Regions from separate parts of the Mus musculus genome. Here all the other regions are linked to region 1. A link is a loop called in an ENCODE intact Hi-C map of the cell type or tissue named here. Cell type or tissue: left cerebral cortex. All regions are shown on one strand. Links, peaks and the distances in the headings refer to the core of each region. The heading gives the core; the rest is flanking DNA.

Region 1 (5,204 bases), core at 479-4,478:
CGACTTTCACAAGTTGTCATCCGACCTCCACAGCCTTGCTGTGTGGCATGTTAGCACACACACACATACAAGTACAAAATAAATAAACGAATGACTGTAAAATAATGGGTGCTCAGAATAAAAGAGGAGAGAAAAAAAAATCTATTGAGAGGACATTGAGAGCCAAGATAAGTAAGAAAAGCTAGTAGGAAACTGTTTGCTGACTCAGGACATGGAAGCCATTAGACCTTGATATGACCTTCCACCTCATCTGCTCCAAAAGCCTTAGTTCACAGATGGGGCCAAAGCAGACTAAAACAAAATCAAAAGCTGCCTGTGCTCCCTGGGCTAGCAAATGGCAGAGCCAGCCTGGAAACCAGTGTGGCGGGCTTTTCACCCCCCCCCCCCCACTTAATAAATTCAAATCTCCAGACTTAGACAAATCACGTCCCAGGTTGTTCAAAGAACTCCCAGAACCATTGTCAATAACCTTTGAAAAAGCATGGAGAATGGGGGACTGTTAGCAGACAAGAGAAGGACAAAGTTGTCCCCGTTTTCAAAAGGGGGGAAGGGGCATATTATAAAAACTATAAGCCAGTCAGCCCAACAATTACTCCTGGCAGAATTCTAGAACAGAATTTTAAAAAGCTATTTACTCCACAAACATTATTATAATAATAGAAACGAAGGGGAAATAACCCACAATTTCACCACTTTTAACCCATCAAGTGAACAGATCATTAAGTGTACGTCTTTAGAAAAGCAGAGATCACTCCGAGCCAACCCCAAATCTTTGAAACAAAACATGTCTTCATTTATTCCTTTTTTGATAGGGATATTAGAGTGGTAGAGAGAAGAGACATCAAAACTATCCTTGCTTTCAGCCTGGCCTTTGGCAAGACCCATCATAATTGCAGTGTGATAAGACAGGAACTGGCTGCTGGCCATGGGGACAGGCAAGGCTGGGTTGGGACTTACACCTGCAGAGTGCTGATTAGCGTGTGGAGCAGCCTGAAGGGGAGCTGGTGGGAGCGTGAATTCTCTTTGATGCTTTCAGGAGAATGAATATATATATATTTTTTTGTTTTAGAGAAGACAATTATTAGATTTTCTTATGGCACAAAGGAGAACGGCCACCATGAGGGCTAAGCAAATAACTAATAACAGTAACAAATGGTTATATCGATCACTTATTAGGTGCTATGAATTGTGGGAAATAGATTTTTTTTCTAAATAATTATCACATATAACTTGTAACCAACCTACCAAGAAGGGAGCAATATTAACTCTCTCCACTTTAGGGAAAGCTTGAAGTTAATTAAGTCTTTTGTTCAAGATCACAAACAGGGCAGGTGTGTGAGGGAAAGAACAGACTTTTGTATCCCAGAATATCTGGGAGCTGACACAGGACCACACAGTTCTCAGTAAGTTCCACAACTTAAAACCTTACGATAACATCAGGCTTAACTCCTGTATTTTGGTTTTTGAAGTGAATCGTCTGGGTTTCGAAACGACTGAGTGGGGAAAAGGCATACTGTGTAAGGATGAGACTCTGAGTGTGGCTCCCCAGCACTTGAATGGTGGCACAGGTCGTAACCCAAGCCCTCGGAGGCAGAAGATGGTGACTCTGAAGCTCACTGGCCAGCCAACATAGCTGAATCTGTGAACTCCAGGCTTCATAAGAAACCCTGTTCCCAAAAAATAAACTAGAGAACAATAGAGGAATATACCCAGTACTGACCTCTAGCTCCACACACACGCACACTCACCCACAATGGACATTTCACACTTGCACATGTGTGCGAATGCACTCATGCACACGCGCGCGCACGCGCGCGCGCACACACACACACACACACACACACAAAGACACACACACTTTCAGTGGATTTCATATACAACAATGGGAACAGTTCTTGTCAGGACAGTCACATGAATGACATCGGAGTTTTAGTTGACCAACAGTTCCAAAGAAAAATCAGTGTGGCATAATCTTATGAAAGCTAATCATAGTTTGGCCCCAGTCATAGAAACATAAAATGTTGGCAAGGCTGTAACACTTTGGTTCTAAGGAAGAACATTCTAGCTCTTGGAGACATCTAGAAACTCAGTGGACTACTTGCTTCTCCGAGTGGGCAGTTTTCATGTCTGAAAGAGTTTAAACAGATTGAATTGTGGTGGTGGTGGGGGAGACTTGTAATGAGGAGTTTCACGTAGGTTCAGGGAAGGAGACTGAGGACTGGCAAACTCCTTTCTAATCCCAGATTTGTCCTCAGATGTTAGGGTATCAGACCTTGGTTGGCGGTCATAGATCAAACAGTGAACCATCTATCAAAGAACCTCCAAACAATTCCATTGTACATTAAAGTAATCTTACTACCCGAGTCTATTGACATCCTATGTCAGAATACAAGACTCATCACCTTTGCTCATAGTAGCCCAGCAAATGCTCCTGACCACCTACCTCTGATTTTGACAGATTGTTTCTGATCACCTAACTGTTTTTAAGGGACTTCTAGTTTAAGTTGTTAAAGCTTTACTCTTAAGTACACATTAGAATTATTATTCCCACCATCCTGGATAAAGCAACATGGACAGCAGGGTCCTTTGGACATGACCTTCACAAAAGCTAGGCCTGTCCATCCAAAACTGCAGGAATTCTCTGGCTTATTAGAAAGTTTGTGCCTGTGGCTTGGCCTCCTCTTCTTCCTCCTCTTCCTCCTATCAGGAAAACTGTTGCCTGTGTGCTAGCGCCATCTTGTGTTGGAAATTAGCGAGCTTTCCAGCCACGGAGCAAAGGAGACCCACTCTGTACCCAGTGAAAATGCAGATAGAAAGAAACTACAAATGAAATATTGTATGCCCTAAGTCATCTAGGCAAGACGTGTACAACGTCCTTTTCCAAACATGGATGCTGTTTGTCCTCTCTCTGAGTAGAAGACCAGATAACTAGAGCGATGGGAAACACCCTCCAGATGAGTGGAAATGAAAGCATTCAGTGTGAGAGATCATAGCAGATTTTTTTTTTCCTTTTAGTTTCGATTTCTTGGAACCCGTGGCATGTTCAGACAGGAAAGTGTGACTAGAGACCTTTGGAAGAACTCAGACATTGCCCTGCAGGGCAAGATTGGAGCCGATGCAAGGATGAGACCACAAGCTGCATCAAATACTCTACAGTAGAGAGAGGCTAAGGGTTTGGGTTATCCCTCAGCACATCGCTTTTTGAGAACTGGTTGTCAGGTAGGTCTTGTTCCAATGCCTTGCCAAAAGATTCCAAATCATATACACTTTATTGGCTTTTGCAGGGTACACTGTTATATGCCGTTCTGTTGCAGCTTTGGTTCTATTCAGGGTCTGGAATAATGTCAAGACTCGTTTATTAGAAATAATATATTAGGAGTTATGCTAAAACTTACACTTAGGTGGGCCATGGGGTGACTTCCAAGATCCTTTCTATGTGAGTTGGGGCCATCCTTGAGGTATGTTATGGTGACCTGGCCCAAAGGATCCAGCAGGTGGTGGGGTAAGAGTCTCCAGGTCACTATTTGCACCACGCTATGTTGGTCTGGACCAGAGATCTGCCCATTCATTCCTACAGCTTCTTGTCTTCTGTCTTGTTTGGCTTGTGCCTTTGTAAGCCATTTGTGTGGGAACATTTGAGTCTTCTGTCTGTGGAAAACTCCTCAAAGACAAGGATAAGGACTTTTGCACACCTATGGGAGCCTTGGTAAGGATGTGTCTGAGCCTCACATCTGATTGTATCTTACTACAGACTTAAGGAATTGCCAGTAATCTTGATGACGGTCAAGACCAAACCATTCATTTTAGACAGAGATGGAGGCTCCAAAGTAGAATTGGGTTGGCTGGATATCATGCTGTTGGGCAGGCCCGAACTGCTGGAGGCTCCTGGCTCTTTTTATTCACTAACAATGCATCCCACCTTTTTCCTTCACTTCCCCTGAAGCACCTAGTCACAGGAAAGAAAGAGCTTCAAAGTAGGAAGTGAATGTGGCCTTTTGTGTCGTTAAAAAAAAAACAGGTTTATTTAAACATGAAAGGTTAGATAGTTTTTCTAACAGAGAAAATGGGAACTGAAAGCATAATGAAAAAACTCCTATCCCCACCCACCAGCACAATGCTAACAACACTAAGGTCAACACAGAGTTGTAACTATGGGCAAAGTACCTGGGTTCTGAGAAATCGTGGGCAGTTTTCAGAGTGGGGCTTTGGACTTCTGGAAGCCCTGAGAAGGAAGAAGAGAACCAGAGGAAGGACGAGTAGGAGGAGAAGAAACAAGATTCTGGCTTTTAAAAAGAAACTGTTCAGATTTTTTGATGGATATCTCACTCACCTTACAACATGCTCGTTCACAGTGCTCAGTTTGCTAACTTCTAGAGTGAAGGTACTCAGCCTTGAGAGAAAAGGTTAAAGAGCACTGAAAGCCAAAAGCTGGGGCGGAGGCACTGCACCCCTCCTTGCGATATCCTTTATAGTAGGGGTAACTGGAAGATACAGTCTTAAATGCAGGTCATGCTTTCTTGCCTCTGACCTGTTGGCATTATTAACCAACAGAGGCACCCCCACCAACCCCATTGACGGGTGGTGGTGGTGGGGAGGCCAAAACTCCTCCCACAGACGTGTGCTTGACTTGGCAAACGGAGACCTTGGCCACTAAGGACTAGCTAGCAGGAACGGGTGCCTCTGGAGTTGAGAGTCAGGAAGAGGAGCAAAGAGCTAGGGTAAGGGTCATAGGCAGTACCACAGCAAGCGGCACGGTTTTCTTTAAGAAAGAATAGCACATGCCATTCTTGGGAGGATACCTGAATCCATTTGGGGTTGAATAGTCAGAAGAGGGTGGCTTAAAATCACACTGAGAACTCATGTAAGGACCCTGGAGTGAAGTACCAAGAGTTTGGGGCTCTGGAGTGAATTGCCAAGGTTAAGCTTCCTTGCACTTGAGCACAATAACTTTTTTGTACCTTGGTTCCCTTGCAAGAAGAACAGGTGCTATTTCATGAGATTGTTGGGCCTTGCCCATATATACAGGCATAAATTCATGGATACTCTCTCTCTCTCTCTCTCTCTCTCTCTCTCTCTCTCTCTCTCTCTCTCTCTCTCTCTCTCTCTCTCCTCTTTCTCCTCTCTCTCTGCATTGTTGCTGTGTAGGAGTTTTGCATTGACTGCCTCCCCTGCTTGGAACACATTGTTAAGATCTCTATTAAATC
Region 2 (4,000 bases), core at 1-4,000, 500 kb before region 1:
ATTAGCCCTTCCTCCTTGCTCTGTACCTGCTTCGAACCTCTTGTGGGTGGGCTTCCTCTAAGCCACAGTATCTTTCAGTTCTCTTACAAACATCTTGCATCAGGAAGAAAATAAAAAGAACCCTAGAATCCTCCCAGGGACTTTTGATCAGCTTTGAATTCCTTCCATAGAGTCTACCTAAGACAGCAGGCAAAGAGGGCTTCGTCAGAGTAAGGAGAAAGCTGCGGCTCCTTTGATGTGAAGTGTGACTTGTCAGGTCCCTCCCTCCGGTTCTGTTGGTGTGATGCAAAGGCCGTCCTGCTAGACAGACAGTCCATTTGACTTAGCAGGTCCTTTATTAGTTTAAAAGCATTTGTTTAAGAGTATGGGTATACATACCATTGAGATGGATTTTAATATTACTTGTATGATGTTTTTGTTGTGGAAGCTTGTTAAGAGCAACTAATACTTGATTTTTTTGTGGGTGAATTAAGGTTAATACCAAGGAAGTCAACTTAGATGAGATGCCATGTGCTCTTGTTTCTCATTAGCCTCACATAAAAAAACATTAAGACTAACAGTGTGTGAATAATTTGCTTTATTTTTAAGTTATTATGGTTAATAAAAATTAAAATATAAAAAATCATAGATGGATTTCATTTCTTTCATGATGCTGAACAATGAACCCAGACCTTGAGCCTTGTGTCTAAGGATTCAGCCAACTGTCAATCAACAACACGAGGGGAAAAGAGTTATACCTACTCTGAACATTCTCAGCCTTTCTCTCCTAGTTATTGCTAACAATGCAGTATAACAACTAGTTACATGGTTGCCCTAGTCATCAGAAGTGCTCCAGAGATCAGTTATAACAAGCTGGATCGTGCAAATAGGTTGTGTGCAAATGCTCTGCCTGGAAGTCCCTGTGAGTCCCAAGGGCTACCTGTGTTGCTCAGTTCCTTTCTGCCTCCTATGTGTTCCTGGCTAGTGCTTCCACCAAGCCCAGGACTTCTTTAACCCCTGCCTGCTCCTCCTGCAGAGATCCTGTCTGGCCACCTATGGTTGGGCTGCCCTCTTTTCTGAATCGGAGGTGATTCCTATTCGGTTTATTTATTATTCTTTGAAACAGTTCCTACTCTACCACAGACAATGAAGTAACTCACTAATTATTCACCCTCTCTGGAACCTGATGATTTTTTTCTCCTGTGGTTTTTTGGCTTTGTTTGTTTGTTTGTTTGTTTTAGGAAAAGTTATATCATTTTATCACTTGACGTTCAGGTTGCAGAGTTGTTGTGCCTGGTATTCTGAGCCAGTGTGTAGTTAACATGTTATTTGAAATAGAATAGGCTCTCTTTTGAACTTAATCTAGGCAATAGCTTTAAAAGTAATTATGTGATTAGCTGCATTTTAGATACATTCAGAATGATGTAAATGTTCATGAAATTTTATTTGTTGAATTCTTTTTGTCTTTTTTTAGTGAAAAATATCCTGCTTTAATGAAACCACATTTTAGATAGTTCTTTAAACATTAGAAGGAATGGTAATAGCATTTTTTATCCACTAGAGGGAGTACTTGTAAAATATTAATGCAGATATGTAGATATTTTTGTTTCTAAATGACTCTTACTTACAAGCATCCTATTCACTGGACACTTAGTACTTTCTGAAACATTAGTGACCAGCAGTGGTGGTGCACAGCAGTGATCCCAGTTCTCATGAGGCAGAAGTACAAGGCCAGACGCGGCTGTGTCGTGAAACCCTGTCTCAGAAACCAAATCAAGCAAAAAAGCTTATGGGGCCATTGCATTGTGTATAGTACAGTGGGAGCTACGTCACACAGAGTGTTTACTTCAGAAGATGTCAAAGTGCTCATGTGTATCACTCATCACATCCATCCTACTTAAGTGTTTGAATAAGTATAAACTCAGTTTTAAGAACAGTTTACTTAACTCAATAACAGTAAAACCGTTCCATTTTGTTTATTATATATATTTAAATTTATATGTTTACTTATTTGTGTATGTGTGGAATATGTATATAGTCGTGTGGGTGTTTTCATGTATGTAGGTGGGTGGTGTGTGTGTGTGTGTGTGTGTGTGTGTGTGTGTGTGTGTGTATCTAATGTATGTGAAGCCCAGGTCAGTACTGAGTGTCTTCCTCAGTCTCTGTCCACCATCTTTTTTGAGACAGGTTTTTCAGTGAACTTGGAGCTTGTGTGTGTGTTTGGCTTGGGTGTCTGAACAGTGCCCTCCAGGGCCCTGCCTGTCTCTGCTTTTTGAGACTGGGGTCCAGATGTGCTCCCACTCTTAGCTTTCCTGTAAGATCCAACCAAACTATCTCTCAGTCCCTCAAAATATCATTTAGAATACATTTTGGATGCATTTGTATTAAAAGATACTTTTTAATTTGAGATTTTAATGAACAAATGTATTAATGCACTCAGAACAGACAATATATCATAGAAGTACGGCTCAGTAAAATTTCACAGAGCAAGCCAACCCTTGTAGCCACCACCCAATCAAGAAATGGATGTTTTCCAGCAATACCGAAGCCTCCCTAGTGCCCTCCTGGTCTCCCTAAATGACTTCTGTCTGGACTCCACCATCGCTGATTGACTTCTCCTGTAGGGAAGCCCATTCTGTCCATGGTTTCTCTGGGTGAATAGAAGGAGTAGCCCCAGGCTACACCATCAGGTTGTAGTTTACATTGCTTCTTAAAGTAACTGTGTGACTTACTGTGTATCTTTTCAACCGTAATCAGTAGTTTCTGGGTGTAGTAGACTAGCTTCCAGCATTGAGCTCCTGTCAGTTCATATCCACTCGCCTGGGAAATCTGCTTGGGCTGCTGACGGAGCTCTTTTTGAGGAACTAGATGAGAAGGGGTTGGAACTACTGAACAGCCATGAAAGCTTGCTGGATTTCATCTGTTTCCAGCTATAGATGAAGCTCAGCGTGATGATCTGGCTGCACGTGAGGCACGCTTGGTACTTGAAGTCATAGCTGTCAGTGCTCACATACTCTTTTATGAGGACTGGGAGCATTTTCAAGATGGAGTATTAAATCTCAGATATGTTATCCTTCATAAAATTAAAAATTATGTTTTCACTCGTGGCTGTATGCCCTAAACGTGTGGTGAATATATCTTATTTGTTAATTTGTGTTTTAGACAAGGTATTGAAATGGAAAAGGTGATGCAGGAGCTGGGGAAATCGCTCACAGATCAAGATGTGAATTCACTGGCTGCCCAGCACTTTGAATCCCAGCAAGTAAGTGAGATGAGGTGTGCGGCTTTACATTTGCACTCACGTTTTCTCTTTCTCGTGAAAAAATGACTGCTTGGTTCTCCCTCCCCCTCCCCCCTCCCCCTCCCTCCCTCACTTTAGGACTTAGAGAATAAATGGTCAAATGAACTGAAACAGTCTACAGCTATCCAGAAGCAAGAATATCAGGAATGGGTGATAAAGCTTCATCAGGACCTAAAAAACCCCAACAACAGCTCCCTCAGGTACTGACTGCGGGGGTGGGGGAGGGCGCTCCTGTCACTACTGATGTTTACTCTAAAGCTGAGCCTTGTTGGCTAGATATGTTTGGCAATGAAAATCCAAGATTTTATATTTTAAAGTATAATAAATCCAAGTATATAAATCCAAGATTTTATATTTTTAAAGATTGATTTGTGTTTCCTTGGTGTGCATGGGTACCTTGCCTGCACGTTTGTCTGTGAGGTGCGCTGTTGGATCTGCTGAAGCTGGAGTTCAGGCAGGTGTAAGCAACGGTGTGGGTGCTGGGAAACTGAACTCAGGTCCCCTGGAAGGAGCAGCCAGTGCTCTTAACCATTGAGCCATCTCTCCAGCCCTTTCTTATAGGTTTTTTGAGACAGAGTCTCATTATATAGCACTGCGGATCTCAGACTTGGCATTTAGCCTAGGTTGGCCTTGAATCTGGGGAAATCCCCCAGCCTCAGCATCCTAAGTGGTAGAATTACAGGCATTTTTCTTCCATTTCATTACAGCGTATTACTCTTG
Region 3 (5,204 bases), core at 647-4,646, 300 kb before region 1:
AGAATAGCAGAAGCCTCCTTGGCCCAACTCCTTGGCAGCCAGTTCGCTGGCCTTTCCTTGTGGGGGAAGAGTATCATTTTCCCTCTCTGCTGCCAACACCTTCCCCTTTGACACACCATGAAGAAGTCTTGGGATATGACACTCACCCTTTCACCTAAATCTTCACTGGCCTTTGTCTTCATGGCTAAAGGGCCTGAGGTGGTCACTTGTGACTCCATTTTGCACACTATGATTTGGGGCAATGTGGAGGTGCTTAAACAGGGTCAGCCCATGTACTGGGCTGTAACGGTCTCTTTTAGGGGGCTCCACTGCACCCCACTAGTAGGCTACTTTGTGCCTCTCCTTTTGTAAAATAAACATGGGGAATAATGTTCAAATGAACTGGACTAAATATAATAATACCCCAAAGAGATGCACACCTGGAAGTGCATGTCTGGGATTCTACCTCTTTAAGGCTAGAAGTTTGAGGCTAGCTTGAAATTATGCAAAGGTCCCAATTTTTGTTTGTTTTGGTTTCGTTGGGGGGGGGGGTGCAAACAAAAGGAAATGATCCTGGTCAATCAGTAGGATTCAAAAGCGCAGGATGCTACTACTGCCGGGCAGTGACTGACTCTTCAGTTCACCTGGCTCCATCTGCTAAACTTGGGGACCGGCTATAAAGCCCCTGTCAGCTGGACCAGCTATGGTGTTTCCTGGAGCAAGCTCCCCTCACGTGTAAAATAGGAAGGTTCTTCTAGGGTGCATAACTTATGGATGGGAGGAGATGGGAAGCTGGCACACTTTATTTGGAGAATTGAGTTAGCTTTGCCGGTCCTGGAAAAATTAGGGTGTCTTGAAAAATACCTCCAGTCCTCCAGCACACCAGACACATAGAAGATTCTTTTTCATGTTTTGTTTTGTTTTGTTTTTTTCTTTTTGAATAGACAAGCTGGCCTCCAATTCTAATCTTATTTTTTTTTCCTCCCCACAAGCTTTCAAGTCTGCCTGGGTTTTTTGCAGGAAGTTAGGATAAAAAAAAAAAAATTCCTTAACTACGTAAAAATCAGAAATGGCTTGAATCCCAAACCCTTCCTTCTTCCAGGGCAATGTGAGCACAAACTCGTCCTCTGGCACCATTATTGAAAGAAGCAGATCTTCCAGAAGAAAGCACCTTTAGGGGCCTCTTACACCAAACCAGAAGCAGCTGAAATCTGGCAGTGTTTCAAAGGTGAAGTCATTCAGGCCCCTCTTTGCGTTCTAGGCAATTCCTCCCCCAGCCTTGCACATGTCTGCCACTAGGTGGCAGCACAGACCCAGAAAGGACGGCTCCTCACAAAGGGCTCAGTTCAAGAAGCCAGTCTTTGCCCAGGAGATTAAGCAGGCCCAGGCAATGGCAGCAAGGGGGAGGGAGTCGATAGAGGGGGTGGTCTTCTTTCACCAGTGCAAGGTGTGCAAACCACTGTAAAAGAGAGCTGCAGAACCTTCAGTGTGTGGCATTAACATGGGGGTAGGGGGAAGTGCATGAGAAAAAAAAAGGTAGATGGTTGGGAGAAAACCAAGACAGGACCCCCTGGGGACTGTATCCAGGTCACTGTGCCTTTTGGAGCTGAACTCTCATGCTTCAGATCCACCAATAGAAAGGCAGATGTTGATTTTGCATCCAAGTTAATATGTTCATACTTAGTGCTTTGTTGGTACTTAGTGATCAGCTACTATGTTTGTCCATGAGACTTTATTGGTCTTTAAGACATTACCTGTTACACCTCCAGGGTCTTGGGAAACAACACAAACTAGAATGTGAGAAATCAGACCGTGTTCTCAGGGTTCAGTGGAAATCTGGACCTTAATTATAACATCATTAACTAGAATATTCTATTTATGCCCCCCCCCCACCCACACACACAACAGAATTTCACCCTCATGAATTTCCATGAGGCACTGATAGCTTTGCTCACTCCCTGATGTGGGAAGACTAGCTCTCTCCTACTAAAGGACATCTTTTTTTTTTTTCTTACAGTCTTGGTTAGTGTGGCGGCCTTAGTGTGATGGGGAAGGGCAGAGTCAGGAGCAGGGAGGGCGGCATTACCAGCAGCTCCTGGGGCTTCACAGAGTTGTCGGTGTAAATGCACAGCTTTTCCGCAGTCAGCGGGATGGTCTCTTTCAGCTTGGAAGCTAGGAACATGCACACTGCACCCAGGAGCTGAAGATGGGTCTTAGGAGTCGGGACTCCAGCCAAGAAACGGTCCAGGTAATTCATGGCCAGAGGAAAGACCTCTTCTTCACACTTTTGTTCCTCACAGACCTACAATCAAGAGTGGGGTAGGGTCCGAGGGGGATAGGGAAAAATTAGTATCAGAAACAGAGGGAAAAGAAAAATAAAAGCATAATCTGAGATAACAAAAAGAATTTTTTATGTGTGTGTGGGGAGGGGGAGGAGAGTAGAAAGGATAGTAAGAATAGAGATGAGAACGGTGGGGTAAATCCGAAGGGCTCCTGGGGTTCGGGTATTCCCGCAAAGCTGAAAAAGGTGATGAACTAAAACCTCCACAAACCCCAAGGCAAAGCCCAGAGCCGCCGCCGCCTGCCGTTCCCTCTGGCTCACTTCTCAGCACACCAACTCACTCTTTTTTGGATTTCGTCATCTTTTCAAAAAATCAATAAAAATATTCTGGAAGCTCCGAAAGTCTACTTCTTGGTCTCGTTCGGATCCTCAGATCCTATTCTACCATTCCCGACAATTGAAAAAAATGTCCAGGGTGGTCTCGGCGGTCCAGGGGCCGCTGTTCGGTGGGTGGGTGGAGGAGAGAGGGGGAGGGAGGAGGAGGAAGCGCGCCTCGGCCGGCCGCCGCAGTTGGAGTCGGAGCAGGGGGGAGCAGTTTCAAAAAATTATTAAAAATCGAGGGAAAATCCTAGAAACGCTCTGTGGGCCTGAAAACCCCAGAGAGGTCCCAGGCTCCCTGGAAAAGAGGTTTCGGGTGTCCGTAAGGTCGGTATCTCCACCCCAGGGGCTCTAGATCTCAGTGGGGGAAACTTGCGGAGTGTTCGGCTGCGGCCCACAAGGGCAGTAGCTAGGAAGGCTGTGCCTGCTGGGGGTTGGGTGAGACGAAACCAGGGAACCCCCCTCCAGGAGGCATGCGGGACTCTGACCTCTCATTTGGGGGTGCCCCCTAGCCTGCTCTACACACCTCCTCCCCCGCTTCCTACCCCACCCAAATCTGCGCGCTCAAGAAGCAGCCAAACTGTAAGTAACCTTGGTGAACCGAGGGCTGGGGAAGAGGGCACGATCAGAAAGAGGGTGCCCAGGATCATGGGGTGCTGAGAGGGGGTGGGGGCGCCGGCGAATGTTGCCAGTCCTTGTAAATGGAGTTTGCAAAGCAACATGGCGAAACCACGGCAGGTCCAGAGCTGTGCATACGTGGGCACCCTGCTCTCTCGGCAAAGATTGCAAGCAAGGCTAAAGCAGCGGTTCTTTCAGATTGCCCTAAACGCACGTTTTTTTCAGTATGACTTCCGGGGCTCTCCTGAATTCCCTGTTTCTCCCCCACCCCCACCTCCTGCCAAAGTGCCAACGCGGAGTCCTAAGGCTCAGACGGTTTGCCCCAACCCTGAGAGTCGGGGGCGGGGGGGGGCTCTTTATATGTTGGTATGGATTGTTAGGTCGCAACACCCTCTGGGGCCTCACTGAAGGCAGCCGGGGTTGCTTCCACACCACAGGTCAGAAATGGAGATGGGAAGACGAGGAAGCCACATGCAGGCACACGCGCGGGATGCCAACCCCCCGGGGGGGGGAGGACATCCTCACTCACCCAAGTTTTCCTCCACTAGTTAATCTAGCAAGGGACAGAATTAGCGTCTCGCCCAAGGGTGCGGGGCTACCTCGCGCACGAGCGGGGGAGGCCAGCGCAGGGGTAGTTCTCCCGCAGTTTTTAGGATCTCTGCGTGTTGGAGGTAGGGATGGAGCGGCTGGGCTTGCCTCTCCCTGAGAGCGTCGCCCGCACACCTACCTCTAGCATCCAGGTGGCCACCATCCTGCGCATGTACGGTTGGATGTCCTTCTGCACGCACTTGAAATAGGAACACTGCGGGAGGTAGCGCTCCTCGATGGTCAACAGGTTCTGCAGAACGCGGTCTTCCAGCAGGTTGCGGTCCGGCACGGCCCTGCGGACCGGGTCCACCTCGCAGCACAGCAGCTCCATAGCCAGCCGGCCACCACTCGGTCCCGACTGTAAATTTTTTTTATTATTATTATTTTTTGGAGGTGCGGGGGGGTCGGGGAGTGCTTCCCTTACCTCCTTCCTTTGGCTGAATGGGAGATTTGGGAGAGGAAAGAAATGGCAAAGAGAGAGAGGGAGAGAGAGAGAGAAGAGTGGAAGGTGGGCGAGCGGAGCCTCAAGGGCCGCCTGACTCGCACCGGTCCTTCCCTCCGAACTGCCCGGCTCTCCTCAGCTCGCTCTCCTCTCTCGCTCAGGCAGTGACGCAAGCTGGAAGGGCAGTTAGATCTCCTCCCCCTCTCAGGTTCCTCCTCCCCCTTTCCTCCCCTCCTCTAGCGTCCCTCCCCTCCTTTCAATCTTTCCCTCCCTCTCCCCCCCCCCTTCCCTCTTGTTATTAAGGAGCACAGCAGCTGGCCTGACCAAACTTCAAACACGATCCCCGCTCCCCACCCCCAACCCCTCTCCCTACTTCTCCGAGGCCCTCTCCCCATCCAGCCCCGCATGCTAGGGGCCTCGGATAGGGGAACCCACAAACCCCATGGATTCCTATTGATTATCCTTTCTGACATTCTGTAGGCATACCATGGGGGCATAAAGGGTGTGTACGTGTGTGCTCTCTAACTTCGGAGGCTTGCAATGTGATCAGAAAAACAGCCCATTATTCAAGATTCAGGTAGATAGATTTACCATGTGGATGAGTTCAGATAACTTAGAAGTAGACCCCTAAATGAGGAACAAGGAAAGGCTTATTTGAGAAAATTGCAACCTCGCCAAACCAGGGATAAAGGTTATGCCCCTCAAGCTTAGACTCCTGATAACTTTCAAGCTGTTGTCCGCCCCGAGCCACGTGCGTGGAGAGGAAGAGGAGGAAGGGGTGGATGTTGGAGAAAGGGGTGCTTCTTAAGCCTAGTAGAATATGACCCTCCTGCAGAAACCTTTCTGTTCTTGGGGGCGCCATTGGGCAACGCGGCCAGCCTCTCAGAGCGGCCCCAGACCGGGGGCAGGGCTAGCAGC
Region 4 (5,204 bases), core at 727-4,726, 87 kb before region 1:
CACAGGCCGTTGCTGTGGAGACACTGACGTTTGAACACATCAGCCTTCTGGCTGTAGGAAGAGAACAGTTTGCCGAGATGGGGCCCCGGGTATAAATAAATACATTCCAAAGCAACAGGTGAGCTCCAGAGCAGCCAGCTCTCTGGTTTCTGCTGAAACATTCCTACCATTGAGCAAACATGGGAGGAAGCACAAACATGTCTAGAAGCAAAATACGGAGCCCATGGGTTCCAGGGCTGGCTGAGGCCGTGCCTCTGCTAGCCTGTATGGACCTGGGCACTTGGCTTCCCCCTCTCTGTGTCTTAGGTGAATGGCATCCCTTGCTTGCCACCTCCATCAACTTGGCCTGTAGGTGGGATTAGGCAGGATGGATGTGTTTGGAAAGGAGAGGGACAAGTCTCATTCCTGGAGCCTCCACGGAGAAGAGCACAGAAGAAATGTGTGCCTTGCCAGCCATCCATCCCTTATTAACCCCCTACACCCCAGGGCAATTTCTGCTTACTGCAGGAGAAAGTTCGAATGACCGGAGCTCTTAATTTAGAGAGAACTGGGCAGGTGACATGGCTCATAGAACTTATGCAGTTTGGATGCTGCTGGGTTTCCATGAAGAGTCTGATATCTGGCTTAGCCAATGTATCTCAGGTTATATCTGCTAGCTTATTAACAGCCGGCATTAATATGGGGTTCATCTCTCACAAGCCCAAATCATCATCAAAGGTTTCCAACCTTTTGGTCCACACAAATCTGACAGACCAACATTAATATTTTGATTTACACCGAAAGTCAAAAATGTACCTAGAATACACGTGCCTTCCACACACTACTGCAACAAGCACGGCTGTGTACAACACACACATTCAACAGCTCCTGCATGACTTAATCAGTTAGCATCGACATGCTCAAGGCCGTGACATTTCTATCTATCTTGTTTCACACTAGAAAAAGAACAGAAATCATTCCTGCCTCCTAAGTATCCTGGGTTGCCATGATGCTACGGCTTAGACGATCTTTATGTACAGCGTTTGATTCTTTATGTACAGCATCTGATACCAGACACCATTCTTTTCAGTCATCTCTTACCTAGGAGGAGTGGCTCCACCATCAAGTTGGCCTTAAAAGATTTCTAAAATGTCTTTGGGGGCAGGGATTTGCATCAGCCACACGCATGAGCATGCGGGCTGCGTGCCCTTTCAGCCTCTCCAGGCTACTCATAACCCCCAGGCCCTCAAAGGCATGTGGATTCCCAGTAATTATGCAGGAAAGCATAGCTTAGAACCAGGAAGATGAGAGATGTCATCGTGGGGCAGCAATGCTTGCTTTGTGGTCTCTTTATGCTCAGGGTGTATCTACAGGGCTGTGGGTATTTGCTATAACTGAGGAAAATGAATTCCAAACACCAAACAGCCCCAACCTGCACCTCTCCAAAGTCTACCCTTTCATCTCTGCAGCAAGCCAAGCGCACAAGTAGTGAGCACTTTGGGGGACCTCCCACCAGGAAGCCTATCTTAAACTCTCCAAAGAACTCCATGTCCTTGCTGTGTGCGACATGCATGGGCCCTTGTTTGGGTGTTTTGATATATTTTTTTCTGTTCTAACCCCTCTTTATGTCTGCAAGATACTTCATGATATACTCTGCCCCAGGTGGCCCAAACTGACTTTAGTAACGCTGACTTTCAGGAATGTGTGTTGCCTTGGGGGTTGAGGGAGAGTCACTTATGATCAGCTAGTGCCCCAGGCCACATCAATTTGTTGTTGTGCCTACTAGTGAGCCTTCTCTGCAGGCATTCCCCTCTATATTCCAAGGGCTTGACATATCAGCATTGAAAGTGGCCAGTCAGTGAATCTTACTTATCAGATAAAATGTGTGAGGGTCAGAAAACCTCAGAGACAAAGGGCTTCCCCAAGGTTGATAGGAAACTATTATTCTGGGAGCAAAGAGTTTTATCTCTTAGAATTTTTGAAGAGAGGAATACAGGAAAACTCAACCATCAAGACTCAGAATACAGGGCTGGCGAGATGGCTCAGCAGGTAAGAGCACTGACTGCTCTTCCAAAGGTCCTGAGTTCAAATCCCAGCAACCACATGGTGGCTCACAACCACCCGTAATGAGATCTGACGCCCTCTTCTGGAACGTCTGAAGATAGCTACAGTGTACTTACATATAATAAAGAAATAAATCTTTTAAAAAAAGACTCAGAATACAGGCCCTGGGGTATCAGGGGCTCCAGGGAGATGAAAAACAAAACAAAACAAAACAAAACCAAAACACAGACCATGACAATAATGGATGCAGGCCCCCTCTTGGTCAGTCAATGGATTTCCCTCACAGGTTCACTCTCAGTCAGTCAGTGGGTTACCCTCACTGTGGTGGTATTGACAGCCGCTCCTTTGAACCCTGAGCAGTGTCTCTCAGGCCGGTGTGTGTCCCGCCTGCTCTCTGCCCAGAGGAGCCCAGGTTTCCTGAGCCTGGCCTCTTCTCACAATTAGATATGGTTCTGTTGGGGAGATAAAGAGAGGTCATAGGCCCTGAGAGGGGAGAGGGAAGGCGCCCGGCTCTCCTTTTCCCAGGAAACAATCCCATGGTCTTTGAAAGTTATTAAGAAGGAATTACCATGTAGAATTCAAGTTCATTCCAGCACACAGTGGGTTTAGCCAAATGAGGGGGGTGGGCACTTTGTGACCAAGGACTGTGACCTCAACTGTCCATCACTGAAGTGTAGAAACTGACCAGAGATAGGTCATTCTATCTTGAAGGGAACTACAGGAAAAAGGTAGCTTAGACAGATGAACTAAGGAAGTATGCATATGATTTTTTAAAAAAACCCAAAGATTAATTTATGGCCATTGGACAGTAAATGACAGGACGTCACTGCCCTCTGCTGGTAGCAGCGTCCTCACCATGTTGGCCCCTGAGTTTTCCTTTGCTTGGAAACTGGTTTGAAGACTCAGGCAAACAGCTTTTGGAACAGCTTCATGATAAAGGGCCACTCCTTGGTTTCAGGTGAGCCGTGTGCTCACTCATTCCCCAGGCTGCAGGCGAAGTGGGCAGCCAGCCACACATACTCCACTGAAGGAAGCCTTTCTGCTCCATGTCTCAGTAGTGAGGGCCACAGACTTCCTCCTAGCCAGTGTTAACGCCTGAGTCATAGCCCCATACTCGCAGAGTGCAGCTTAAGACTCTCCTGCCTGCCCGTAACTCAGGACTCTCAGAACATAGCAAACAGGATCCCTCCTTTCTGTTCAGTACGAGCTGGGCTGCTTTTCACGGAATCCGCCAGTTCGGTTGCAACCACACAAATCAGAATTGCGAGATGCCCAGTTCCAGATGGGAAACCCATCTGACAGCTCCCACCGATCCTTAAGTTATGGAGGCTGTCTACCTCTTGGCCCAAGAGTCCATCCTGGCTGCTGGTTCTGGGGAACACGATCAGGGGTCTTCCCTTCAACCCCCTACCCCAACATTCTCTGCAGGCTTTGTTTATCTTTGAGCTGTTCTAGGCATCTAAACGTACATGGATCTATCCAGAACTTCTGACACTGGAGGCATCTATCTATCTATCTATCTATCTATCTATCTATCTATCTATCTATCTATCTATCTATCTATCTATTGCCATTCCTTAATCTAATTAGACAAAGTACACATCTCCAACAACGATTTTGGATTAGGTAACGCAATTCACACGGGTCAACAACTAAAACAATAAAATGGCTTCAAGTAAACGTCCATCAATCTTGTTGCATTATCTACAGCCTTTCTTATGCCTCTTCTTTCCCCTGCAGGAGCCAATCATGGTTAGAACTTTCCGCTCTTTATCTCGGCATTTCTACAAACATGAACATGCAAATGTACATCAGTGTTGATTTTTTCCCCTTTAGGCTAAAAGGAAGCATGCTCTGTATTCTGTTCTAAAACCTCCCCTGCCCCAGGAAAATACATGCAGGATAACTTTCCCACATCAATACACTTCAAAACTACTCATTTCCATGATGTAACGACATCACAGTTTACTTCACTAGTGTCTTATGGATGGGCCAGGTTTATTTCTATTAGTTAAATATTTTTGTTGCCTTCTTCTTCCTCCTCTTCCTCCTCTTCCTCTTCTTCTTCTTCCTCCCCCTCCTCCTTCCCAGCCTTCATCACTATTTATACTGTTTCAAATCATGTCACAGGTGGGTCATTGTGCTTATTATCCAGCGGCTGGGAGGTAGGCGTTATCAACAGTCTAAGGTCATCCTCTGACACATGGGTGGATCTAAGCCAGCCTGGGTTATGTGAGTCTCCATCTCCAACAACAACAACAACAACAACAACAGCAGCAGCAGCAGCAGCAGCAGCAGCAGCAGCAGCAGCAGCAGCAGCAGCAGCAGGAGCAACAGGAGCAGCAGGAGCAGCAGGAGCAGCAGGAGCAGCAGGAGCAGCAGGAGCAGCAGCAGGAGCAGCAGCAGCAGCAGCCATCACCGCTGCTGCTGCAGCCGCCTGGGAGGCTTCTCAGCCCCGAGGATCAAGGCAGAGGTGTCAGTGGTTTGAAACCACTGTCACGGGAGTCAGATCTGCTTGTAAGAAATGCTGGCTGTCACCTTTTCCTGTGTGTTTTCTGGTGAGGGCAATGTTCATTCTCTCTCCTAGACAAGATCTAGGAGGTGATAGAAAAGGTGAGAGCTTCCCCCTGTGGGGACCATGTCCATTAACACAAAAGACAGGGTTGGACTGGAGAGATGCTTCAGTGGGTTGAAGTGCTCGATATGCAAGCATGAGGAACTGAATTTGGATCTGTCAGAAGCATGAAAACGCCAGGCATGGTGGAGTGCCCCTGCAACCACACTGCTACAGATATGTAACTTTAATTTTTCAAACCTTATTTTTAATGATGGTTCTTAAATGCTTTAACTACCTTTTAGCCCATCACCCCCAGAGGTGGTGGAAAAGAAAGGATCTGGGAGAAGTGGACCTGTTTTGAAAGGTTCTTTGGAGCAACTCCCATCTGTGCTGTCTGGAAATCAGCAGTTCAGTTCACAGGTCAGCAGGCAGCCATAGCTCGACCTACTTGCAAACACTTCACGGATACACCAGCAGTCCAGTTTGATCGAATCTAGTCAGCAACAGATTAGGTTGTGTCACCTAACAGAGACAGCCTCTGCTCCAGTCAGCAGGAGGGACCTGGAGGGACACCAGGAGAAGTTGTTGGCTGTGCCTCTCTCAG
Region 5 (5,204 bases), core at 724-4,723, 120 kb before region 1:
CAGACTCACCTTTTGGCCCTAAAAATGTATTGTTACATTGGTAGAGATACACCTTCCTATCCAATGCTGGGCCAGCCCTGGTCTGTTAAACACACCTGAAAGAAAGAAAGAAAGAAAGAAAGAAAGAAAGAAAGAAAGAGAGAGAGAGAGAGAGAGAGAGAGAAAGAGGAGGAGGAAGAGGAGGAGGAAGAAGAGGAAGGGGAAGGGGCAGGGAAAGGGGTAGGGGAAGAAGAAGAAGAAGAAGAAGAAGAAGAGGAGGAGGAGGAGGAGGAGGAGGAGGAGGAGGAGGAGAACTAGAGCTTTCAGGTGATTTGCATTTCTTTACTCTACAACTGTGTCTCTCCAGTGTTGATGGAACCCCCATGAACTCCCTTCCCCACCGTACTGCTTACTAGGACCACCTCCTCCATCCTTTCCACATTCCTCTGAGTAGGACACAGTTCTTTCCATTTTATGCCAAACACCACCCAAAGGCCATGCTCCTCTGATATGCACCCCCTCATGAGAAACCAGCACTTGGCGTCATCTTGTTCCTGGTTTCGCCCAGAGCTGTTGCCAAGACTTCCCACCTTGCAGGTCTGGCAAAGATAACTCCTTTATGCTGGGCCTTGGTTATCAGAAACAACGTGAGCCGCTTTCCATTGATAACTCCACGTCAATCAAGCCCAGGCAGCCTCTCTAGCAGTTATCTCAGTTAAAGACTCAACCAGTCTCCTGCCTCCAAAGCCTACACTGGCAACCTCTAGCAAAGCGATGCTCCCGCTTGGTTAGGAGAAAAGGTGCTGGCATACTAAGCTGTATGCACTAGAAACACTATGGGACCAGAGAACAGACAGGGAGTTATGACCCACTTAAAACATCTGTGAGAGGAAAGCCGAGATTGGCCAGCTGCTTCTTTCCGCTGATGCTTGTAACAGCTGAGGAATCTTAACCTTTCACAGAAAGCTCTACTTGGTGCCCAGTTTCCCAGCCTTTTCTCCATGTTGTCATAGTCATCTTCACAGAAGAGCTTTGTGAGAAGAGTCTCCCAATCCTCACGAAGTGAGGACCAGTTTCCAACAGGTCTTCACAGTTCTGCTCAACCTTGAGTTTTGAGCAAAAGACGAAGTGTGCAGCTGCCTGTTTTCCTCCTCCAGGTCCAGGGGCATGGTGAGTTTCCCATAATGCCTTGTGAGGAGAGGTAGAGAATGCATCCCAGAGAAGGCCCTTAACTTCTTCGTGGTGCCTCTCACTCCTGAAGTGCCATCAGATTTCCTCCAAGCAGAGGCTGGGATAACAAACCCACACACAGATTCTCCTGTCTTCACTCGCACATGCATGCACATGCACACACATGCACACACAAGCATACACTCATCTGCTTTCAAGGCCAAGGTCTTGCTGAGCACTCAGGGACCCACAGGCAAGGGCTCTTACAGTGATTTTGGAGGAGGGCATCGTTATGGAAGTAATGGGGCATGCAGCTCTGTCATGGGGTCCAAAACATCTACCATGAGGGTTCTTGGTAGAATGATAAAGCTACAGAGAATGCCGTAAGTGACATGGGAGACTAGAGTCTAGGTATATGTGGTTTCTTAGTGTGATAAAGAGTAAAAACCCAGGCCCTATAAGATAACTCAACCGGTAAAGGCACTTGCTGCCAAGTCTGAGGACCTGAGTTTGATTCCCACAACCTACTTAAATGTGGCAAGAGAAACAGATCCACAAAGTTGTTCTCTGACTTCCACTTGTGGGCATCCTCAAAGGCCACACACACACACATACACACACACACCCCACCTGTAGGTCTCCAAGCACATGCAGCTACACTGTCCTCTCCCCAAGTGTGAAATCTGGCCTGGGCATGGTGGCATATGCTTTTCATCCCAGTCTGCTGAATGCAGAGACAGATGCAGCTCTGTGAGTTTGAGGCCAATGTGATCTACATAGCAATCCCCAGCATAGCCAAAACCATGCAGTGAGACCTTGTCTCAAAAAGAAAAACTCCACCCAGCTCCATCAAAGGCATCTTTTGGGGGCAATAATGGAAACGGAAACCCAACTGTATTTTGCTACCACTGTCAAAGTCCTCTAGTGCATTGGGCCCTATACGTTGGACCACATTTACAGAGGAACACCCAATGGAATCTGGCCACCCTCTCCATGAACATTGCTCCTCCACTTTTACAACATACTCAGGATCCTGGGAAAGCTGTTCTGATTGCCCCCCAGGTGATTTCACCAGAGCACTCAGTGATTAGGCCACTAATTGTTCAGCACTATAATGTAATAAAGTCACCCGTTCATTTTATAGAATGCCTTTTTCTCAATGGTCCAAAGTGCAGTCTAAGTGTGATATTGCCCCGTTAGCTTCTTATACTTGAAGCCAAGGTATTCATATCTAAAATCTTAGCCAAAATGTCTGCCCCTCGTCCTTGACCCATCTTGGCTTGCCTCCCTTGTTTGATTCACTGCAGTCTACTGATACACCAGCGGCTTCTGGACCACAGTGGCCTTCTGCCTCTGGACCGATGGGTCCTTTCTCAATGACGAAGATTTGCAATGGCTAGTGTGTACATCTTTATTTGCTGCTGATTGTTGTGTGGCATGACCTTACAGAAGACAAAACATTCTTTGCAGATTATAAAGATGTAAGCAGGCATCTGTGCAATGTAAGGATACCCCCAGAAACCTAAAGGAGCCCCATCTGGGCACGGGGCCAACCCCAGGAACGAGGTAATGTGTAGGAGCTCATGTTTTTTTCCACAAGCTGGATTCTGGGAGACCATAGTCTAGCAAGATGCTGCCCTTGCTTGCTTATCAACAGGCATCATTGCTTAACCCATCCACAGCTTCTAAACACCCAAAAGGGGGTCTGAATTCCACACGACTGAAGCAGCTGCTGAAGCTGTCACTCAGCATCTGCCACAAAGGACCTGGCTCCATTTCAGGGAGGGTTGCCTGAGGCCAAAGATGATGAGAAGGAGAGATCTCAGGGGAAACAGGAGGGCCAGCTGGGGATGGAGGGGAAGGCACAGAGGGGAAATCCAGCAAAGACAAAACAAGGAGTCTTCAAAACGCATGGAGTCTTCAAAACTCATGGCGCCTTCATGGGAAGAAAGAGGTTGGGTGGGGAAGGGAAGCCCTGCAGGAAGGCTCGGCTCATCCTCAGGCTGATCATCAACTCTGGAGAACTTAAGTTCCCAAGGACACCTTCCTGCTACTGTTTTGGCCACCAGAGGGCTCCTGTATTCCAAAAATATTATGGAAAAGAGACAAATGATTCCATATTTTCCACCCCATGCATAAACCTGTAAGATCAGCAGTCTTTGCCTTTGTGGGGATTCTGATAGTCTATCTCGACTTGTAATGCTGTGACCCTGGGTGAATATACACAGACGCCATCAACCTCTTTGCTCTGTTTCCCTTTCTAAAATGGGAAAGCTGCCCTATGTTCTTACAGTCTATATACAATCAGGGAAAGGAGAGGGAGAGGGAGATGGGAGAGGGAGATGTTTCTAGCAAACAAGACAAGAGACCGTAGAGATAAAATCATGTTTTATTAGAGATGACATGCCTGTACCTTAGGTTCACTATTGTCAACGCCCTGGTGACATTCCAGGAGAACAGAATATGTCTGTCTGATAAAAGGTTAATGTACCATTTCTGCTCATTCTAACCTTGGCCTAAGCTCTACACCTCACAAGTTTCTTTTTTCTTTTTTTCTCCTTTTGTAAAACGGAAGCGTTTTCAGCTCACAGGTTGAATATGAAACTCGCTAATGTTGAAGGGGGTTGAGTTGGCAAATAGCCAATGCTCACAGTTCTGCCCTTCACTCACATGTGACTTACAAATGACACTAATATGACTGGTAGTACCAACCCAAATACCAAACTGAGCATGCTCAGTCTGGAGACAAGAGGATTAAGGATGCTGTCAGGCCTGCCTTGAAACATCTGCAGGAAGACAGATTTGAAATCTTCAACCTCACCCCAACAAGTAGAAATGAGTCTCCTGGGGGAAACAGTAGTAAAACTTGACATTGTATGAGTGACTGAAGAAGTACAGTCTCGAAAAAATGCATGGAGAAATGAGTCAGCTCACATCTCCAGTCCAGACAGAAATGGTGAGTGGGACGCTTAAGGGAAGATCTAGCCCGGGTTTCTGCAGTAGATGGACCAGGATGTTCATGAGACAGAATGGGAGGAGGCACAGATGGTATGCCAAGCTCTCCTGGAAAGCAGCTCCTGAGGGGAACTGGAGAAAGTGGGGTGTCTTAGAGATGGAGCGTGGCATCACAGTCTACAGGAACTTGGACATGCATATCCTTGTCTCAAGGTCTTAGCTACAAACAGTGATAATATTATCAGAATTTGTTGACTCTGCACGATGCCTAGCTCAGGGCTTTGCCACACAGCGTTATTCACTGTGTGAGTTGCTCTTTATCTTATGGGCAAGGAACCAGTCAAAATCAAAAGAACTGGAGAAATCCCAGCCCCTATAGGAAGGATGTATACTTCCGTGGAGTCCAAAGAGCAGGCGTGGGTATGTTTGCTCTGGGGGTGTAGCTGTAGGCTGTGCCCCTGGTTATGTAAACTGAACTGGGAGCTATCTGTACTATATACATGGGGCTGGGTGTGGGCATAGATAGGCAAGGAGAATGTGGGTGTGCTCAATGTGAATCAAACGTGTCAGTTACCTTACAAATGAAGCAATCTGAACCATGTTGTCCCACATCGCCTTTCTTTGGAGCCTAAGTGTTCTCTCTTCTCTACCTTGTCCATGTCCTTTCTTCAACCTGCACACACTCCTTCACTGTAAGAAATCTTCCCCTGGTGGAACTCATGCCACTCCCCCCAGCCCCCCAGGACTTTACCTAACCCCAATCAAACATCTTATGCCTGACAAGTAAACAGGCTTCAGTTGCATTTAAAGCTACCAGGAAAGGCAAATGGAAACTCTTAAAGACAGTTTTAAATCACCAGGGATGTGGCTGGGCAGGTGGTAGCCAGACACTCTCCAGTTTTTCTGAAGCCAGCAGGAGAGTTGTGTTTGCATTGGAGCAAGAAGTATCTGCAGTTTTCCCTAAAGCTCCCCTAGAGGTAACTCTGTTAGGGCACTGGCAACACTGGTCATAAGAGGTTACACAATAGCCTTTTTCTGGGCTTTGAATGTAAGGCTCTCTGTACTCAACCTGCAGGGATGGCTACTCCCATATCCATCAG
Region 6 (4,000 bases), core at 1-4,000, 490 kb before region 1:
AATGATATTACATATTAGTTCCTCAGCTAATCCCTGAATCATTTTTAAACCACTAGGAAATACTAAGTGGAGATGTGTTAGTTGATATTGTAATGACTGAAGAGAATCATCCGCATTGCTTGCTCTGAGGAGGAAGTAGAGGACGTGTGGGGCTTTCGGGAGCCGCTGCTGCTGTGCTCTTGCTTGTCACCGTGGATTAACATGACTTTAGGGAGAAATTAAGCTCTGTGTCAGCTGTTCAGTTCTCTCGTTTCGTGGCGAGCTTACTGTTCTCTGACAGAACTTGTGGTGACTGTGCAATGGGTATAACCGTAATTGTATTAATTTCAGTGAAGAGATTAAAGTGCAGCCGAGTCAGTTCAGAGAGTCTGCGGACGCTGCTGGGAGGATCTACGAGGAACAGAGGAAGCTGGAGGAGAGCTTCACCATTCACCTGGGTATGGGAGCTCCCTCAGCAGCACAAGGAGCCTCGGGCGGACGTCCTGCAGTGAGCAGGACCTGCCCTCTGTATCTGGCCCCAACTCACCACCCGCTCCACAAAGGCTAGAGTTTATGTTCTAGCTAACATATTTGCAGATCAATTATAATGGCTATTAACATGGGCGACGGGAGAGCCACTTTTAGTTATTATTTGGGACATGGATCTACCCACAGTCTTGTCACAGACGTTTGCATCCACTATAGGATTTCTGTAGCTGTCTCGGTGTCTCTCTGTGCTGTCCACCCCTAGGAGCCCAGTTGAAGACCATGCACAACCTGCGGCTGCTGAGGGCAGACATGCTGGACTTCTGTAAGCATAAGAGAACTCACGGGAGCGGCGTGAAGCTCCACCGTCTGCAGACAGCACTGTCCCTCTACTCCACGTCTCTCTGTGGCCTGGTTTTGCTAGTAGATAATCGAATTAATTCATATAGCGGCATCAAAAGAGGTGAGTAGGTACCATGCAGATCTATCTCACCACATTTCTCTCAGTAATTCCATTTTTGTAGAGGAGTCTCACACTGTAGCCCATCCTGATCTTGAACTCAAAGCAGTCCTCCTGCCTCTGCTTTCTAAGTGGTGGAGTAACAGACAAGTAAAAATAATAATCTAACTATAAGTACATTTTTTATTTTAGAACAGGGCCTGCTGAGTGATCTTACCCAGTGTCCCCCATGCCGTCCAAGTCAAACAAAACCAGCACTTCTTATTGTTTACAGACACTGGGGATAGATTATAACCATAGTGTGTGTTATTTAAAGATGACTTGGAGGTGTATTAGAATGTACTTCTGAGAGTGGAGTGTTGGGAGAAATTGTTGTACCCACACATTCAAATGTGCGGTTATTACAAACAACAAGAAATCATATTTACAAACTTCATCTCCCCCTTAGATCTCATTTTCTATAAGTAAATGATAAATTTTTGATGGTTTACACTTAGAATGATGCTTTGGATCCCTTAGATTTTGCCACAGTTTGCCAAGAATGTACGGACTTCCACTTCCCACGGATTGAGGAACAACTGGAAGTTGTCCAGCAGGTGGCGCTGTACGCGAGAACCCAACGCAAGAGCAAGTGCAAAGAGGCCCGCGGTCAGTGATGCAGCATCCTTAAAGCCCCTAGACACCAACCACTAAAGCACGCAGAGTTCATAGCAGCGGGGCTTACAAAAAACCCAAAATTTAATATCTTCAGAAGCTAGGGGTTTTCCCCCAAATTTTCTCTTTCTTTCTTTCCCTTTCCTTTCTTTCTCTCTTTCTTTCTTCCTTTTTTTTCTCAGTTGATTTTTCTTTCAAGATCTTTAGTAAAAACCATGATAAAATTTCATTGCCATACTTAAGTAAGAGCTTTCGAAAAGTTTGCTTTCGAACCACACTGTCTCTAATGGCTAGACCATGTCTATAAAGGGCATTAAAGTCACAGTTAAAATGGAACAAACCCGAGGTTTTCCGTGTTCATATTTTTGTCTGGTGCTAGGGATTGACTGCAGCCCCTTCTCATGCCACGCATGTGCTGGTCCACGGCGTGCACCCCAGCCCTGAGCCATCTCTGGCTTTGTGACTTTAGGGCTGTTTTAGTTGTTCTAGAGAGAGAGAGACAGAGAGAGAGAGAGAGGGAGAGAGAGAGAGAGAGAGACTGTTGTGGTTAAAAGACTCTTTTTCCCTGTATTTATCTACAATACAACGTCCTTTCAAATTACTTAGAATTTTGTTGGAAATTTTTCAAACGTACTGAAGTATACTTTATAATTACTTCTACTTCATCTACCCTGCCCTAACTTCTGAAATTCTAGAACCTTCCAAAAGAGTGCCACCAATTGGGAAGCTAGCATTTAAATCATGAGCCAATGAAGGATGCTATGTCTTCAAATCATAGCCACACTAATCACCCCAAACTAAGCAAAGTGTCTGTCGCCCGAGAGGCTGCTCCTTGGCTCCCTGTGGTGAGAGCATCAGGGCTGTGCCTTGATAAGGGTCACGTATGTAGTGGGTCATAGCCATATTTTTATGCATCAGCTCTCTGAAACTTATTCAGCCTGTAGAACAAACTTCATATCCCTTGACCAATATCTCTGTGTTTTCCCCTTCCTCATCCCATGTTAGCTGTTACTTTGTTCTGTTAGTTCAACGGTTCCAGACTGTCCTCAGTAAGTCTTCCTTCTGGATGGTGCTCCAGGAGCACCAGGAGATGCTGCAGTCCACGGGCAGTACTGAACTTGCATCCATCCTAGTCTTTATTACATGTACATAACTTGTCAGTTTTCACCTTTCACTTAACGGGCTTCTCTTTGTCACATCTGAATCGTCAGCATCGCTGGTCTCAAGCTGTGAAACCCAGCAGGTAGCAATGCACACTGTGAATCCACTGGTCAGAGGGATGAGTTATGTCCTGAATGGAACAGAATAGGGTGGTGTGACACTTCGTCTTGTTGCTTGGATTGGCATGCAATTGAAGACTTGTGAGCTGTTATCTTTGGAGTTGTTTGATGTTTCTGAACCACAGCTGATGGTGGATAACTGAGACCACAGAAGGGAAAACTGAGATGGAAGGGGGCTGCTGCCCCTCCTTCCTATCCTGCCTGCCTGTGCCTTCCAGATATGTTTGTATGTACAGAAGCATGTGTGTCTAGTTGTCCTTCTTACACAGTGACACTTTGTATACATGTGGCTCCGTAGGCATTGCACTGAGGGCCTGCCCTGGAGGCCAGGCCCTCAGTCCAGAAGCCCCTTCGTGCCCTTTGCTGTTGTGTAGTAGTGCATTGCAGGTACCTGGGGCGGGTCAGTCCCCCGTGAGTAGGTATTTATTCTTCAATATTTAATTGTAAGCAGTAGTACATAAATAACAATAAATAATTGTGGCTCTGCTGGAGCACCATTACATTTCAGGACCAGGACACCAGTATAGAGGTGATCCCAACAGAGGACTGTGTAGAGTAGTTCACGGTGTCTTCTTATGCTGTTATCCTCTTCCTCCACCTCCCAAGCAAGTGATGATGTGGTCAGAAATATGTTCCCATATATGTTTTAAAATGTTTAATGCATTTTAGTTAGATAATTTTCTCACTTTTCCCTTCTCTTTGCTCCCTCAGCTCCGTCCAAGGATTTTTAATCTCAGTCGTAGTGACAGAGTGTGTGAAGGTGGAGGTCATGGGTGTGGGCAAGGGAGGAGGATTTTACGTCTGTGAGCTATAGCGTGCAGTACACGACAGGGAGTTTGAAAACCACCTACATTTAAGGTGGCACGTATGTGGCTTGGGATTTTGTTCTTGTGAAAGCAACTGTGTTGTGATTTGAATGAGGCAGTAGAGTAAGGCACTTTGTAAAAGACCAACTTTCTTTTTTTGTTTGTTTGGTTGTTTTAAGATGGGGTCTCAGTATGTACCCAGCCTTCCCAGAACTCACTGTGTAGCCTAGGCTAGCCTTGAACTTGTGATCCTCCTCCTTCAGCCTCTTAAAGGCACTTGTATGTTATAGAAAGTCTTGGGAAAAAACTTCTGAGTCTTCTTCATCTGCACACGA

The links. A loop is a pair of places that touch in the nucleus more often than their neighbours do. Peaks named below come from ENCODE experiments on the same cell type or tissue, not always from the same donor. Only the 100,000 strongest peaks of a DNase experiment are listed, where the experiment ranks them.
Region 2: a loop joins it to region 1, with 5 times the contacts of the local background. A loop is called at or near these places in 19 of 42 quality-filtered maps.
Region 3: it touches region 1 in a loop (6-fold over the local background); 38 of 42 quality-filtered maps call a loop at or near these places.
Region 4: it touches region 1 in a loop (2.9-fold over the local background); 16 of 42 quality-filtered maps call a loop at or near these places.
Region 5: it touches region 1 in a loop (9-fold over the local background); 17 of 42 quality-filtered maps call a loop at or near these places.
Region 6: it touches region 1 in a loop (8-fold over the local background); 19 of 42 quality-filtered maps call a loop at or near these places.

Annotation. Positions count from the first base shown.
Region 1 is chr6:127,443,781-127,448,984 of GRCm38, forward strand. It overlaps Gm34148 (a long non-coding RNA gene), which reads right to left and starts at 4,530. Exons shown (of 3, transcript XR_378051.2): 1 at 4,331-4,530; 2 at 4,165-4,222; 3 at 3,355-3,946. It also overlaps a transcript of Parp11 not described here. In left cerebral cortex, for the core only: a CTCF peak has its summit at 2,739 (motif pointing left); a DNase peak (open chromatin) is centred at 2,742; H3K4me3 peaks cover 318 bases.
Region 2 is chr6:126,946,917-126,950,916 of GRCm38, forward strand. It overlaps D6Wsu163e (DNA segment, Chr 6, Wayne State University 163, expressed), which reads left to right. Exons shown (of 14, transcript NM_138594.3): 5 at 3,142-3,241; 6 at 3,359-3,480. Among named protein-coding and RNA genes, the nearest start is that of D6Wsu163e, 9.0 kb to the left of the region's middle. In left cerebral cortex, for the core only: CTCF peaks have their summits at 1,543 (motif pointing right) and 1,742; no DNase peak of the experiment used is centred there.
Region 3 is chr6:127,146,599-127,151,802 of GRCm38, forward strand. It overlaps Ccnd2 (cyclin D2), which reads right to left and starts at 4,450. Exons shown (of 5, transcript NM_009829.3): 1 at 3,984-4,450; 2 at 2,066-2,281. The coding sequence starts at 4,175. 9330179D12Rik (RIKEN cDNA 9330179D12 gene) reads left to right here and starts at 2,791. Exons shown (of 3, transcript NR_040274.1): 1 at 2,791-2,965. In left cerebral cortex, for the core only: CTCF peaks have their summits at 1,279 (motif pointing right) and 2,560; DNase peaks (open chromatin) are centred at 1,280, 2,202, 2,571, 2,857 and 3 more places; H3K4me3 peaks cover 2,666 bases; H3K27ac peaks cover 2,426 bases.
Region 4 is chr6:127,356,604-127,361,807 of GRCm38, forward strand. No RefSeq gene overlaps it. Among named protein-coding and RNA genes, the nearest start is that of Gm52919, 38 kb to the left of the region's middle. In left cerebral cortex, for the core only: a CTCF peak has its summit at 2,887 (motif pointing left); a DNase peak (open chromatin) is centred at 2,882.
Region 5 is chr6:127,321,969-127,327,172 of GRCm38, forward strand. No RefSeq gene overlaps it. Among named protein-coding and RNA genes, the nearest start is that of Gm52919, 3.4 kb to the left of the region's middle. In left cerebral cortex, for the core only: a CTCF peak has its summit at 3,211 (motif pointing right); DNase peaks (open chromatin) are centred at 3,218, 4,157 and 4,549.
Region 6 is chr6:126,954,405-126,958,404 of GRCm38, forward strand. D6Wsu163e (DNA segment, Chr 6, Wayne State University 163, expressed) reads left to right here. Exons shown (of 14, transcript NM_138594.3): 7 at 331-437; 8 at 731-928; 9 at 1,445-1,573. Among named protein-coding and RNA genes, the nearest start is that of D6Wsu163e, 16 kb to the left of the region's middle. In left cerebral cortex, for the core only: a CTCF peak has its summit at 1,512 (motif pointing right); a DNase peak (open chromatin) is centred at 1,521.